Regions from separate parts of the Homo sapiens genome. Here region 1 is linked to region 2. Evidence: read pairs that join two places in POLR2A ChIA-PET (ENCODE). Cell type or tissue: HCT116. All regions are shown on one strand.

The links. ChIA-PET counts read pairs that join two places held together with the same protein. Peaks named below come from ENCODE experiments on the same cell type or tissue, not always from the same donor. Only the 100,000 strongest peaks of a DNase experiment are listed, where the experiment ranks them.
Region 1: POLR2A ChIA-PET joins it to region 2 with 5 read pairs; 2 of 35 experiments call an interaction of 5 or more read pairs at or near these places.

What each region holds. Positions count from the first base shown.
Region 1 is chr1:233,965,675-233,968,174 of GRCh38, reverse strand. All of the region lies in intron 2 of SLC35F3 (solute carrier family 35 member F3), which reads right to left. It overlaps LOC107985363 (a long non-coding RNA gene), which reads right to left. Exons shown (of 2, transcript XR_001738530.2): 2 at 655-2,500. Among named protein-coding and RNA genes, the nearest start is that of SLC35F3, 62 kb to the right of the region's middle. In HCT116, no CTCF peak of the experiment used is centred here; no DNase peak of the experiment used is centred here.
Region 2 is chr1:234,046,290-234,048,789 of GRCh38, reverse strand. All of the region lies in intron 2 of SLC35F3 (solute carrier family 35 member F3), which reads right to left. Among named protein-coding and RNA genes, the nearest start is that of SLC35F3, 140 kb to the right of the region's middle. In HCT116, no CTCF peak of the experiment used is centred here; a DNase peak (open chromatin) is centred at 1,334.

The DNA of each region.
Region 1 (2,500 bases), 81 kb after region 2:
ATCCACAAGCTAAGAAATGCCATTGACTGCTGGCAACCCCCAGAAACTAGGAGAGAGGGAGAGAGGCATGCGACAGATTCTCCCTCACAGCTCTTAGAAGGAACCCACTGTGCAGATCCCTCCATCTGGGACTTCTAGCCTCCAAATACATGAGACAACACGGTTTATTATTTTCAGCCATCCAGTTTGTGGTACTTGGTTTATGGCAGTCCTGGGGAAACAATTCACCGCATGTTCCTAAAACTTTCCATTCAGTGGTAAAATTGCAGTTTCAGTTTGGAGCCATGGGTTGTTTTTTCTGTTTCTCCTTTTTAAGTCAAAAACCAAGATTTATAATGAAAACACTAAATAACTTCGTTTTTGTTTTCAATAGCAATTAAACCTGTCTTAGGCCTCAGAATAAATACTTGCCTTTCTATACTCCGGAGTGGAAAAATTTGTTTAGACATGGGGCTGTTGTTTCTCAGACTAAATTAAATCTACTTTTAAAAGATTATTTAAATGTGAAGTCATCCTGCATGTAGTTTCTAGAGGAATATTTCTTCTTACTGGGTTCCACATTGGTCTCAACTCATAAAATGATAATGGACTGTTTATCATAAACATGATCAGTAAAACATGGTTACCATGTTAAATAGAAGGTGGCAATGCAGATACTGACATTCAAAGTCAAATTTATTTTACATTTCCTTCTTATATAAAATACTGAAGAACAGGTACTATGAGATCCTCAATTGTTTATATTCATCATAGTTCATCGGCCAGATAATCTAGCTAAAAATTAATTCTTATCTAATAAGGTAAAGTTAAAACTACATATAGATGCCTAGAATCCTTACTAATAATCTTGGCTTTTCTTTTTTAAAGCTCTTACAGTGGAATGATGTTCCTAAAAGAAAACTTCAAACACATGTTTGGGGTGGGGGGGGCTTGCATTTTTCATTGAAATGCGTCTATGATAGGACTGCAGATAAAAATACAGCATGCCCAATAAAATGTGAATTTCAGATTAACAATGAATTTTGGTTTTAGGATAAGTATGTCCCAAGCAATATTTGACATAGAATTATACTGAGAAATTATTTTTTGTTGATCTGAAATTAAAATATAATTTAGTGCCCTGTATTTCTATTTGCTCAGTCTGGCAACCCTACTCAAAAAGTATAGGTAGAAAGTTGACTCATGACCCTGTAGAAGTTCCACAGATGCAAAGGACCTTTTTGATGCAGAAAAAGACAATACCAGTAATATCTCACACAGGGCTGGAAGTTGGTTATACTTGTTCGTTCAGGGCCAGCACTGATGCTTTGCCTCCAAAGAAAATAAAGGAACTGAAGCACAGTCATGAATTTCCTTTACTTTTCAATTAGACTCCTAGAACCACCCCCATAAATCTGTATTTGATCCTTTGCAGAATTAGCTTGTGAGAGAAGGAAGGCTTTCTATGATTTAGAAAATTCTAAAGCTGTTCTTTAAATGAATGAGTTCTAGTTTTCTGCTGTAAGTGCCAGAGGTTGCTTTCCTAATGTTATTATTTTTTTAATAGGATCTTTATAAATTCTTGGAGTTGGCAATTTAGCTGGCTAGGGAGCAAGAGTTGGTGGGTATCTCCCATCCAGATTAGTTCTGATTGGGCTTTCCCCATCCAGATTAGGTCTGATTAGGGTGTCCCCATCCAGATGAAATCTGATTGGCCATTTGCATCCAGGTTGGGTCTGACTGGGGTGTTCCTGTCCAGATTGGGTCTGATTGGGGTGTACTCATCCAGATGGGGCCTCACTGGGGGTGTCTCCATCCAGATTAGGTCTGATTTAAGTATTCCCATTGAGATTAAGTCTGATTAGGGTATCCCTGTCCTGATTAGGTCTGATTAGGGTAACCCCATTCATATTAGCCCAGACCCGTCACCTCTTATTGAAAATCTTTCCTACCATTTCTTATCTCTTTTTTCTTTACCACTAGTCTTTTCTTCACTTTTGCTATCTTGGTACTTTTTCTTCCCAAATGTAAGCTTTTTCTGCTGGCTGCTAACAACCTCTGTTGCCTATAAATAACTTACTGGAAGACCATTTCCCTCTTGTGGGTGGAGGCAGGCTGGGGTTTGGCCTAAGGGCTGGTCTTGGCCACTCTCTATCTTGACTCTGGGTCATCTCTCCTGCCCACAGCCAAGCCCCAGACCATGGAGATTTCACCTCACAGACCCATAAGTCACTTAGAGAACTGCTGCCCATGAAAATATCCAACCTAGCCAAAGCCACTGCTTTTATCAATCCCAGGTTAAATAGATTCATAAATGTATTAGTTTGCTATGCCACATAACAAATTACCCCTACATAGAGGTTTATGACAGCACGCATTAATTATTTCACAGTTTTGAGGTATTAGGAATCTGGACACAACTTTACTGGGTCTTCTGCTCAGGGTCTTACAGAGCTATAATCAAGGTATTGACCAGGCTGTGTTCTCATCTGGAGGCTGGAGTGGGGAAGAATCCACTTCC
Region 2 (2,500 bases):
CTTCTGAACCCACTGGGCTCTACCTTACCTTCTGGACCCAATGGAAAATTGCTCCTGCCTCTCAGACCCACTGGGGCAATGGTCCCACCCCTGAATGTATGCCAGGTGGTTCCAACCCCAAGCTACTAGGTGGCATTGCTCCCAAGGCTCCAGGTGATGCGGCCTGGCCAGTGAAACTGTGGTAGTGGCCCTAGCCTTTGAAAATGAGGTAGAGGCAGTTTTGACCCATGATCCCATGGTGGAAGTGGTAGCCCTGATAATCTCTGGCTCACCTTCAGGTCATTCTTCCCTTTTCTTGCAGGATGAAGCATGTTCACAACCAAACAGCTCTACTGTTTAACACTGTCCCCTTTGGTCCATACTGACAGTGTCTCTGCCAGTATAATCTCATCTCTATCCCTGGCTTCTGCTGAGATGGCTCATTAACATCATGGATAACCTCTTTATGGAGCGATTGTCCAACCACATCTTTGTTGTTCTCTCCAGAATGTTTCCTCATTTTTCATAACATACAAATGCTGAGAAATTTCCAAATTTTTAAGTTCTGGTTTCCTTTTGCTTACCACTTCTTTCAATTTATCTTTCTTCTCTCACATTTTACTGTAAACACTAAGTAGAAACTAAGCTGCTCTTTCAACACTTTGTTTAGAAAATTCCTCAGCTAAATATCCAACTTAGTTGCTTGCAACTAAGTTGCATTCCACTAGAACACAATTCAGCGAAGTTCTTTGTCACTTTATAAGAGGAATCATCTTTCCTCCAATTTCCAATAACTTGTTCCCCATTTCTGTCTGAGACCACCAGAATGGCACCAGAATGGTATAGGTATTGTCCATACCTATACCAACATTCTGTTCATGATTATTCACTTATTTTCTAAGAAGATGGAGGCTTTCTCTTCAATTCTCTTCTTACCTTTCTGAGCCCTCACCAGAATCATCGTTAACATCCATATTTCTATCAACAGTCCCTTCACAGTAATCTAATGTTTTACTAGCATGGTCCTCAAAACTCCTTCAACCACCCCATCTCCACCAAAATCTATATTAGTCAGAGTTTTCCAGAGTAACAGATCCTGTGTGTGTGTGTGTATGTATGTGTGTGTGTGTATGTGTATGATTTCTTATAAGAAATTGACTCACATGATTATAGTGGCTGACAAGTCCCAAGATCTTCAGCTGACAAGCTGGAGACCCAAGACAGCTGATGGTATAGTTCTATTATAGTCCAAAGGCCAGTAAGTTCATGACGCAGGAAGAACCAATGATTCAATTTTAATCTGAAGGCAGGAAGAAAGCTGTTATCCCAGCTGAAGCAGTCAGGCAAGAGGAATTCCCTCTTCCTTGTAAAAGGGTCAGCCTTCTTTCTATTCAGGCTTTCAACTGATTGCATGGGGTCCACCCACACTGAATAAAGCAATCTGCTTTACTCAGTCTACTGTTAGTTTACTAAGTCAAATGGTAATCTCATCAAAAAGCACACTCAGAGACACACTCAGAATAATGTTTGAGCAAATATCCAGGCACCCTGTGGCCCAGTCAGGTTGACTCATATAATTGACAATCACAAGGGACATAAAAGAGGAAATGAATAAATGGAGAGACATATCATGTTCACATATTAGAGAACTCATTATGATACATTTGTTGACTTTTCCCTCAGAAGAATATGAAAAAGTAAGCTATGTTTAATCAAAATCTCAAAAAGCGTTTCTACAAAACTTGACAAGTTCATCTTAAAATTAATATTAAAGAACTATGGACAAGTATATTTGACATGACTAAGAAGAAAGCCAAATAGAGGATTTGACCTGTTAGGAAGTGAGACTTATAGTACAGCTAGAGTAACTAAGGTTGTGTGGCACTTAATTACAGGGAGATTCAGTGGATAGTAAAAGAAACAAACCTATGTGTATGTGAAATTTTGAAAACTGACAAGATGCACTGCAGTTAATGAGATTACTTAATACCGAAAAAAACTAGAATTAGAGATGTACTTCATATTAGCATTAGAGGTCTATTATCATTACAGACAAATTTCAGGGATTAAATAACTAAATGCATAAAGGAAATGTTTAAAATTTTCAAAATAGTAGAAGAATATCTTTATAATCTCAGACTACAGAAGTACTTCTTAGACAAGAAATATGTATATATGAAAAAGTATAAACCATGAGTAAAATCATTCATAAATATTAACTTGCACAAACAAAAAAGACCTCACAAACAAAGTGCAAATAAAAACCACAGCAAGGGAGATTTTGCAATACAGATAATTGACGAAGGATTTATCCAGACTATATAAAGAATTACAAATCAATACAGAAAAGACAATTCAATTGAAAAGTTAGTGAACACAATGAGCAGCAATTTAGTGAAGAGGACACTTGAATATGAAAATATGGTCACCCTCACTAGAAAGCAGAAAATTACTCAATAAAACCATAAAAAGATACCATCCACTTCATAAGCATTAGATTGAAAAAGTATTTAAAATCTTC